Linked DNA regions of Mus musculus: region 1 is linked to region 2. A link is a loop called in an ENCODE intact Hi-C map of the cell type or tissue named here. Cell type or tissue: heart. All regions are shown on one strand. Each heading gives the region's core, and the rest is flanking DNA. Links, peaks and the distances in the headings are about the cores only. Region 1 overlaps Pacsin2 (protein kinase C and casein kinase substrate in neurons 2). Region 2 overlaps Cyb5r3 (cytochrome b5 reductase 3).

Region 1 (5,371 bases), core at 194-5,193, 220 kb before region 2:
ACCGCACAGAATGAAAACATGGGGCATGTTGCCGAGCAGAGCAGCCTAGGACACATGGGGTAGGCACAAGGCTTGAACCTGGAACGGTTCTAGCCTGGACTGCTGCTTGCTCCAGGGTTGCTCTGAGGGCTGCCATCTTCAGATCACAGTGACCTCTGTGTCAGAAGCTTTGAATACAAATTAGTAGTGAATATCCAGGGTCCTGCCTTACCTTCAGGAGGACGCCTGTCCCTCTGCCCTGGAGACCTTCTGTGGATCCTTCTAGAAGCATGTTTCATATCCACATGGGATTTGTATGCACAGATGACTTGCTGTGGTCAGTGTTGCCCCCTGTCACTAAGGCCACCCTCTTTTTGTCTTGCAGGGGATGAACTGACCAAGATAGAGGATGAAGATGAACAGGGTTGGTGCAAGGGACGTTTAGACAGCGGCCAGGTTGGCCTATACCCAGCCAACTATGTCGAGGCTATCCAGTGACAGCCCATGGGCAGGCTGGCGGAGAGACGGAAATGGGCAGTTCAGGAGCTCCGTTAGCCTTGGCCTGGGCAGTGACACCTCTAGTGCCCCCAGCAGCCATGTAGGCATCCACTCCACCTGCAAAAGACGATGGCTCTGTTGTTCTTGGCTTCCTGGTGTGCTTTGAAGGCAGATGAGCTGGTGATTTCATTGGGCACTTGGCCCTTTTCCAAGCACATCTGGGCAGATATAGACACAGGAAGATAGGGTCCAACAGCGAGAGCCAGGCCCCTCCCCACCCCCACCAGCTCTCTCTATCATGGATCTGCACCTTCTCGCCCTTGTCTCTCCTGAGTCATGACGGGTCATACTGATTCTTGTTCCACTGATGATTTTCTCTGATGAGGTCCTATCTGCAAGGTCAATGAGCAGACTTACATGCCATCTTCTGAGTAAAGAGTTTGAGGTTTTAATTTAAAGGCAATGTACAGCTATACTTTTTTATATGCTCTTCCAGTCAGTTAAATTATGGCCTACACTGATCTGAGATGTTCTCCACGTGAGCTGTCTTCATTTCTCTGTGCTATGTCCAGATGTGGGGTTGCTGCAGCCGGGGTTCTATGGCAAGTGCCAGTTGCAGGGCTAACCTTGTGCAACGTTCCCCAACACTTCCACATACAGAAATTATTTTCACTCTATCCCTGCTTCAGTTTTTGCAGATTAACAGTTCTATTAGTGATTTGGAAAGTTAACAGTAAGAAGACTAACTTTTCAAAACAGTTGCATCTGTAGATTAAGATGCTTTACATTAGACCGTTGTGTCTCGATGTATATCTGTATATATTATTTGATAATCAGAAAATCTATAGAGTTCACCCACTGTTGAATGAGAGCTGGTGGCTTCTGACAGCAGATCTGGTCAACTGCTTGAAGCCCATGGCATTGAAGCACAGGCACGGCTGGTTAACGGTGCCCACCCAGTTAGGATGTGGCTCTGGCCTCTGAGTGGAGCTGCTGGGAAGACTGATTCTCATTGGCCTGGGCTCCAAGCTCATGACCGAGCACTGGAAAAGCTCCTAGGACTTGGTAGTAATCGTAGACTTCACAGTCCCTGTGTCACTCACTGGAGAGCTAGAGGGAGGGGTTCGACACCCTCCACCACACACACACACACACACACACACACACACACAAGTTCCTCCAGTTGCCCTTGTCCTCAGGTGCAGTGGGACTGTTGTGAGCCCCAGGGATGGGCACAAAGAGGACTTTTATTTTGTTAGCTCGGACAGTGCAGTGGTGCACATCAGCAACTTGTATTTCTTCGGTGTTTGGCACGAGCACTGTCTCGCTGTGGCTGTGTGTCATGAGAACTTACCAGCAGAAATCCTTGTTCCTAAGCTACAGAATGACCAAAAGCTGTCAAGTCCTTAATGTTTAGAAACTCCTTAAAATGTATAGTATTTTAGAACAACAACAACAAAACTCAATAAACAGTTGATCTTGTGTGTTTGACAGTCCCTTTGCCTTGCATCCACCCTCATGTTCACACAGCTGATAGACCTGTCTCCTTGGGGGTGTACCAGCTTTGAAACTGGGCAAGATCCAGTTCATAGGATCCCTTCTCGGGACCATGTCTCAGTTCCTGCACCAGAGGCTGGGGACTTGGGGCACCTTGGGCATCCCTGAGGAGGGCATCCCTGGTGCCACCCTCTCTCCCCTGACCAACAACCGCTCCTCCCCAAACCTGCGTGTGTTGACCTTTATGTGCCACTGTTCTGTTTTCTCAAGCTGATGATCTCTGGGTGTAATGTGATCAATGCAGGTCCCAGCTGGTCCTGCTCGCACAAAGAACCTCCAAGGATCTTGCCTCCTATTGGGATCAGCTAAGGAGATAAAGCCAGTGCGGTAGCCCTGACCAGTCCCGGTGAACGGACTGCTGCTGCTGCTGCTGCTGCTGCTGCTGCTGCTGCTGCTGCTGCTGCTGCTGCTGCTGCTGCTCTTCAACACTAGTAAAGCTTCTCTCTGGCCTTCCTGCAGTGTCACTTTGCTCAGCAGAAGCAGAGCCTGAGTCTTTGTCCTTTACTCTCTTTGTGTGTCCTCTTTGGGTCCTTTGGGTGTCCTCTGCCCTGCCAGTTTCTGAGCAGTACTTGAGCCTTACCCGCAGGCCACCCGTTGTCTGGGTGGGCGGGCACTGGCTTCTGCCTCTATCTGCTCCAAGCAGCAGAGAGAAAACAAAGTGGGAGAAGGCAGAGGCAGATCTGCCCTCAGCTGACAAGCTGAAAAGTGGGGATATATCTTGAATACCACAGTAAGACTGGGTGTAGGCTGGGGCACCAGGCCAGGTCCTCTTAACACTCCTCTGGCCTGCCGCTGGGTGGCAGGCTGGAGTTAATAGAAAAAAAGGTTTTAGAAGCTGGGCAGGTCAGTGATTTGCCTGGGGCTCTCTGAGCAGACCATAGTCAAAACCCAGCTCTCCTTGCTGTCCTGGGGGCTAGAAGTAGGATGAAATGACCACTCCTGCACGGTCCTTTCTCAACATCTCTATTCAAATAAGGAAGCTTGAGGGTCCTGTACAGCCCTTTTGTTATCTCCTACCCTTCCCTGGAGGTTAAATACAGGAAGCTCACTGTGCACAGTGGCCTCAGTTTTCATAGGAGGATGGGGGTAGGGCACCATAAAACACTACAAGTCCTTGTGGTTATGATCACCTAGGCTGGGGCCAGGACCCTCTGCAGCCTTTGGCTGCTTTTTCTATATCACCCAGCTTGGGATTCCCAGGTTCTCTTGGCCTCCCAAAGCTCCTGCACAGGATCAAAGCTGTTACCACTAGGGCCCCTGAGCTGACTCTAGTGACCAAGCCAGTCAGTCACCAGGGTCTAAGGGAGAGAGTGAGGATTAAAGAAAGAAAAGACAATTAGACAACATTATAATATATGACTCCAACAAGTGCTAAGGCTGAAACAAGTTTAGTTTTTTCCAGTCTGCTTTTATATCATTCTGAGTACATCAAAGAATATGGTCAGTCCTGCCAGGCGTGGTGGCGCATGCCTTTAATCCCAGCACTTGGGAGGCAGAGGCAGGTGGATTTCTGAGTTCGAGGCCAGCCTGGTCGACAAAGTGAGTTCCAGGACAGCCAGAGCTATACAGAGAAACCCTGTCTCGGACCCCCCCCCCCCAAAAAAAAAAAAGATGGTCAGTCCTAAGGCATAAACAAAGTAGTGAAGGAACAAACAAGGCATAAGCAGTTAAGGAACAAAGGTCCCAAGTATTCAGGGTCTTAAGGCTATCAAGATACAATGAACACATTCCTCAGCTGTATTTATCTTGAGCCTACTTCCTTGTCCTAGCCTGATGTCAAATTCTTATCTGAGCCTACTCCTTTGTTCTGGCCCCAATGTAAATACTCTTGCCAAATTCCTAGAAGCCTCCCAAGTGCTCTCTACACTTTAGGTGGAATATTGTGAGCCCCAGACTATACCTGGACAGGAGCTCTAAACCCTGCTCATCTGCACTGTAATGTAAACATGGGGTCTGGCTCTGCTACAGCCCAAGCTCAGACACTGGCCAGAGGTCTATGCAGATGGACGACTTTGCTATCCAAGCCAACCTGCCTCTGCTTGGCTTGGCCTAGCCTTCTCTGAGGAGCCTGTGGGTCTGGGCCATGCAAATGGGTCAGGTTGTTAAGGCAAGCCTGAAGGGGGACTGCTTATACTTCATCTGGATGGGAATAAGGAAGATTTATAAAGGATATTGTAGGCACCATACTAACTCCCTCATGGTTCAGAGGGAAGAGGGAAATTGAGGCCAGATGAGGGGAAGGCAGGACTTGCCAGCAGACATAGCAAGCAGCTAGCAACATATATAAATCAGGTTGCCTCTCCTGGTGGGCAAGAGCTTCATTCATCCACCAGATAGTCAAACACACATAAGCATTTACTGAGTACCTACTGTGTGCTAGATTCCCAACAGCCCAAACCAAATAGAACCAGTTTGTACCCTTGGGAAGGTACCATATCAATCCTTCATGGGGACGAGAATGTCTGGTCGTGTGTGTGGATTCTGGAAGGTTCCAGATAAGAAGACAGGTAGGTGCTCCCAGTCTAGTACTAGATCGGTGAGGCAAAGCACTCCCTGGTTCTTAAACTTTTCCCCAATCCCAGTACAGAGCATCCAGAGTCCTCCTTCCCTCCCTCTCCTCGCTGGACTGCAGAGGACAACACCTCAACACTAGCAAATACCCGAGCCTCATTACTGCAAAGTGAGATCAATTAGGATGACTGTGGGGTGTCTAGGATGTCCAGAAACCAAGAGTCCCAGCAAGGCAGACTCTCTGGGTCATAGCTGTTCTTTGAGCGACCTGCTGTGCCACCACCATCTCTCTCCATGGGCCAAACACTCTCCCCTTTGCCCTCCTGTACAGGATCTTGCCCTGAGTTTTCAAGACAGGATTTCTCCACCCTCTCCATCCATTGTCCAGATACCTTCAGGAGACACAGACCCCTGTCTGGGTGAGGGGTACCCATATAAATGGGTGGCCAGTGACTTCTCAGTCTCACTCACCTGTGAGGTCCTCCAGTAGGAAGAGGCAGAAGGACACTGGGGCCAGGACGAACCAGATCCAAATTTTCCGCAGTTGGAAGAACTAGAGACACAATGGAGACAGCTTGATCAGGCCAAGCTCTGTGTGGCTCAGCCTGTGGGTGAAGTACCAGACTCAAGGCAAGAACAGCACCACTGCAGGATAAATGTCTCTGATACTTGTTTGTTGAAATCTTCCCTACCACAATGATGGAGATTCAGAAGAGGATATTGGCAGAGGTGATTGATTAATGGGGATGAAGTCCAGAGGGTAGGATGTTAACCTTGGGTCTCCGCATGCACTTGCATACACATATACAAATTATGGAGGCCCGAG
Region 2 (5,371 bases), core at 89-5,088:
GGGCTGTGCTGGGCTTTCCCTGCCCAGGACCCCACAGGGCTCAGCTGCTCCTTCCTCCATTTCCCAGGGAAGTTTGCCATCCGTGCAGACAAGAAGTCCAACCCCGTTGTCAGGACGGTGAAGTCTGTAGGCATGATTGCAGGAGGGACAGGTAAGGGTTGGAACCCTGACGGAGCCGTGGTGGGTGTGTGTGGGAGCGGGAGGGGGCCTATGGTAGGAGGGAGGTCTGAGGCCAGGCCTGGGTATCCCACACATCTCTGGCAGGCACTCACTCAGGGTATGTGGGTCTTCTTCTACAGGCATCACCCCAATGCTGCAGGTGATCCGAGCCGTCCTGAAGGACCCAAACGACCACACCGTGTGCTATCTGCTCTTTGCCAACCAGGTCAGTGGACAGTCCCCAGAATGTGCAGGCTTGGGGCTTGGCCAGGCCCTGGGCAAGAATCTGAATGGCTCCGCAGAGATGCCAAGGATGTGTGGAATGAGAGGCAGTGCAGACATCCTGGCAGCATCGGGTGTGGGTGGCTGCTGCAGAGGGAGCACGGGGCCTCACCCTGGTCCACTCCTCCCTCCACACTTGGTGCTCCACACTTGGGGCAGCCTTTCACCTCCCGCAGATTGGGGACTTTGGTACACTGGCTGGGGCAGAGGCGGAAGTGAGGTACCCAGTACTCAAGCCCTCACAGTGCTCTGAACATGGCTGAAGCCTGGCTTTTGTGAGCTGCTGTGAGGCCTGGGATGGGTGGCTTGGCCCTTCACCTCTGCACTTCTCACAGGGAGAACAGGCTGGGGAAGCAAGGCTGTCTCGAGCCTTCCCCGGTCCCGTGTGTTAGGTTGGAATATGCAGTGATGTGATGCCTGTGGTGTCTGAGGAGACCAAGCCGAGTCCCACGTGTCCTGCAGTATAGAGGCCAAACCCTGGTACTCTGTGCTTCTCAGATATGATTCAGGTCTTTTCCCCAGGGTCTGTCTGGCAGAGAGACAGAGACAGAGACAGAGACAGAAAGAGAGAGAGAAGCTTTGTGTAAAAAAATAAGATTTATTTATTTTATGTATGTGAGTACAATGTAGCTGTCTTCAGACACACCAGAAGAGGGCATCAGATCCCATTACAGATGGTTGTCAACCACCATGTAATTGCTGGGAATTGAACTCAGGACCTCTGGAAGAGCAGTCAGTGCTCTTAACCGCTGAGCCAACTCTCTAGCCCTGAGGGAGGAGCTTAAGCTGGCAGTAAACTTACTATAGTGGAGGCTGGTCCTGAACTCAAGATTGTCCTGCCTCAGCCTCTGAATGCTGGGCTCACAGGCCTGTGTCACCATGCCGGCTCACAGGTCTGTTTATAGGAGCCTGCTGGCCGGTGGCTTTAAGGAGCTCTGTAGACATGGTGGCTGGAGAGAGCTACTGTGTCACTAGGATTCCAGTGACCATCAGCATCTGCCTCTAAGCTGCTGAGTATAACCCACAGGGGGGTGATGACTCAACCTGGGGTCTGTCCCTGGTGAGGTCCCCAAGGGCAGTCCCTGAGTCACCTGTCTTGACTGGGTGGCCTGTCTCCTGCAGTCCGAGAAAGATATCCTGTTGCGGCCTGAGCTGGAGGAACTGAGGAACGAACATTCTGCTCGCTTCAAGCTCTGGTACACAGTGGACAAAGCCCCTGATGGTGAGCACGGGAAACCCCTGGTGGAGCAGGAGGCAGCCCATGCAGTTCTCGTGGCCTGCTCATGGCTGTGGAGGAATCAAACCTCAGAGGGGAAGTGCCCACAGCCCACAGCTAGGGAGCAGCAGAGCCAGGGTGGGGACCCCAGACCTTGCTTCCTGGTCTCCCACACTGCCCCAGGCTGGCAGAGAAGTCCTCTTATCTCCTTGGGCCTGGCTCACTTTGGGGCAGGCCTTGGAGCAGTGCTGAGGGTTGGATGGCTGCTTCTGTGTAGTTGGTAACCTATAACAGCCTTTGTATGTGTGTTTTCTGGTCACTCCAGGGGAGGGGCTGGGCTGTTGAATAGCTGCTGGTTGCCCTGACTCTGCCATGCACTTGCATAAGCTGTGGGCTGAGTTCACAGTGCTGTGGAGGAGCTGTGCTGGAAGGAGGGAGTGAGACCCCGTGAGAGTGTTCTTCCTTCTCCTGCTTCGTGTAAAAATCAGGGGATAGAGAGATCACCCGAGTGTTGGGGCTCAGTCGATGGAAGGAAGGCTCGCTCTGCCTGAGGGCGCCCCGGTCTGACCTACAGCACAGCCACGTGGGACATGGTGGCGTATACTCAAAGTCTCAGCAGTCAGGGAAAGTGGGAGCAGGAGGATCAGACGTTAAGGTCATTCATTCTCAACCACATAGCAAGTTCAAGGCCAGCCTGGGCTGCATGAGACCCTGTCCTCTTAAAGCAACAAAACCCAACACTGTAAAGAAAACAGCCCCCATCCCTTCCCTGCATACTCTGAGACTGTTTCTAGTCACCCCAGGTAGAGAAGGCAAAGATAGACTGTTTCTATTAGCCCCAGGCAGAGAGGGCAATGTATTTATCTTGGGTAAAGAGCAGAAAGATCAACTCTTTGTATCTACCTTTGGTAGAGAGGCAATGATTCCACCCAAGTCCACCTTGGTGCCTAAGGAGTTTAGTGGGGTTTCGGAGGAGCGTGCCTGATGAGGGTCTCTTACTGGGACCTGGTGACTCAAAAGTAGCCGCATCGGCAAGAAGCCACCCCAGCATGGGCCCACTCGTGACCGTGCACCTTGCAGGCAACTCCACTGAAGAGTCTACTCTCCCCACACACTTCACTGCTCTGTAACCCCAGGGAGGCCCTGGCAAGTCCCAGATTTCTAGAGCTTTTTGAGCCCTGGCCTCCCTTCTCCCCCTGGCAAGAAGGAGTTTCAGTGGGAAGGAGCAGCTATTCAACATGGCCAAGCCATGTGTGTGTGAGTCAGTGGAGCACTGGGTGTGGTGTCTGAAGGGCTGCTTTTCATCTAGGAAAGAAAGGAGTGGGAGGTGGGCTTGCCAGGGAGCAGCTATCTGGAGAATGACTGCCCTCCTGCAGGGTCAGGGCCAGTGCTGCCCCTTTGTGGTGGTCTGTGGAAATGCAGACTGGGCTGTCCCAGGGCTGGTTTCCCAGGGCTAGGACAAAGGCTGGGTAGTCGCCTGGCCGGTCCCTTTATCCAGTACCACCGTGGCCCACGCAGAAGCAGCAACAGGCCCTTAAGATCCAGACACAAGGCCCACACATACGGCGAATGCTAGGTCTCCCAGGGTCACCTTTGGGACCTGAATAACGAAACACCATACAAAAAGGCCCTGTGAGCCTGGCCTGTGTACCGTGCACTGTCAGAATGCTTATGCCTAGGCCGTGCCTACACCACGCCTTGCTCCAGAGCATTCCTAGGAAGCTTGCAGTGACTAATGAGCTGAGTCAGAGGGGTGCAAATGCAATTTAGGAATGGAAGAAAAACAAGGGCTGGCCTGAAGTGGAGTCAGGCTCACACAAACCATGGCTGTGATGCCTGTCAGATACACGTGGGCCTTGTGTGTCACTCTGACATTCCTGGCAGCCAGGGTACAAAGGGAAATATGTCCCGTTACTTAGCTCATGGTATTTATGAGCTGGAGGACATTATGGATCACGCACAGTGGATTCTTCAGTCTTGGTGTTTCTTGGGACTGTATTAGTTCCTCCTGTACCTGGGAACCCGCAGAGGACACATCAGATAGGCAGCACCTTTTCAAGAAATTGTTAAAGTTATTACTGTGTGTGTGTGTGTTAGGGACTGCATTCCACAGCACATGTGTAGGGGGTAGAAGACAAGTTTATGCAGTCGAATTTGGGTCAGTAGACTTGGCTTATGACAGCAAGCGCCTTTACCCACTGAGCTGTCTCCTTGGCCTTGTGCCTTTTTTTTTTTTTAAAAGATTTATTTATATGAGTATACTGTAGCTGTCTTCAGATACACCAGAGGAGTGTATCAGATCCCATTCCAGATGGTTGTGAGCCACCATGTAGTTGCTGGGAATTGAACTCAGGACCTCTGGAGGAGCAGTCAGTGCTGTTAACCACTGAGCCATCTCTATAGCCCCCACCCCCCTTGTGCCCTTTTTTACCTTGAGCTTCTGAGTTGTTTCTGTTGGTGTTTAGGGCTTCAAGGATGCTCTGGGTTTCAAAGGGCAGACACAAGGCAGAGATGACCCTGAGTGAGGAGGACTGGAAGGATTGGGGGCCTGTGCCAGGCCTGGTGGAGCCCTGGGCCTAGGGAGCAGCCTCAGTGGCAGGTGTCAGTGGCCCAGTGGCCCTCTGCTCTGCTCCTGCCTCTTCCTGTTTACCTCTGAACCCAAGCTAGAGGAGGGGCCCACTGGGCACAGCTCAGGGGCTGGCCTGGAACCAGGTGCTCTCAGCTGGACTGGGAGGTGGCAGGATTGTTTCTCTGAGTAGCCAGAACCAGTCAGCCAGTCCTTAAAGTCAACACTGGACCAGAGCCCTCCCTAGCCTCTGTGGGCTGCCTTTTCCACGACACAGTGCCTCTTATGAGGAACAGGAAATGCTGTGCCCCCAGGCCCAAGCGGGAGAGAGGGGGTGGCTGGACCTGGACGGGGCAGCTGTTGCCTCGGCCCACGCCTAGAGTTTGAGTCTGTCACAGGGATCAGATCCTGGACTGTCCTTGCATGCGGCTACTTCCAGAGGAGGGACCTACAGCTGTCCTTGAACTCACTTCCCCTGTCTCTCCCAAGTGCTGGGATTACACTCATGAGCCTGTAATCTTGCCTGGCTTGCTCATTACTTACCAAGTAACAGTTTCACTACTGAGTGACAGTTTCACACCAGGGACCAGGATGCAGCTGTGGCTGTGAGCAAGACCTATTGGCTGACTGTGTGGTGGCAGAAGAATCAGGCAGTGAGCTGTAGCTGGGGCTCAAGGTGTAGCAAATGTCACTCGACCAGCCTGGGCTGGGTACCTCCTTAGGGAGACCAGCTGGTATGAGCTTGAACAGTTCTGGGTCCGCTGAACCTTGGTTTCTATACAGTGAAATCTGAATGCCACACTGTGGGCCGGGGGACACTTGTTCAGCATTCATGGGCTGAGTTCCATTCCTAGCACTGCAACACCGAATAATCCTATGGTAGTTGGGGTGGGGGGGGCTATGGGGCAGGTTTTCAAACTGTAAGGTGGGTGAGGGGAGCCACGAAGGCCTTGTGTTCCAGTTGTAGGCTGTCAGGAGGTAGTGGGTTTAGCAGGATAGGTTTACTGAAAGGGACGTAGAGCATCTGGGAGAGGGCAGGACAGATAGGAGGACTGTAGGTCAGGTGGGCAGGAGGGTCAGGTGGTCAGGGGGCAGGTGGGCACAGGGTCAGGTGGGCAGGAGGGTCAGGTGGGCAGGGGTCAGGTGGG

Evidence for each region. Peaks named below come from ENCODE experiments on the same cell type or tissue, not always from the same donor. Only the 100,000 strongest peaks of a DNase experiment are listed, where the experiment ranks them.
Region 1: a loop joins it to region 2, with 2.3 times the contacts of the local background. A loop is called at or near these places in 2 of 42 quality-filtered maps.

What each region holds. Positions count from the first base shown.
Region 1 is chr15:83,372,724-83,378,094 of GRCm38, reverse strand. It overlaps Pacsin2 (protein kinase C and casein kinase substrate in neurons 2), which reads left to right. Exons shown (of 11, transcript NM_001159509.1): 11 at 365-2,488. The coding sequence ends at 477. Among named protein-coding and RNA genes, the nearest start is that of 1700001L05Rik, 8.1 kb to the right of the region's middle. In heart, for the core only: a CTCF peak has its summit at 2,818; a DNase peak (open chromatin) is centred at 2,804; H3K27ac peaks cover 353 bases.
Region 2 is chr15:83,155,118-83,160,488 of GRCm38, reverse strand. It overlaps Cyb5r3 (cytochrome b5 reductase 3), which reads left to right. Exons shown (of 9, transcript NM_029787.3): 6 at 68-151; 7 at 300-385; 8 at 1,564-1,663. Among named protein-coding and RNA genes, the nearest start is that of Rnu12, 8.2 kb to the right of the region's middle. In heart, for the core only: a CTCF peak has its summit at 3,056 (motif pointing left); DNase peaks (open chromatin) are centred at 428 and 3,008.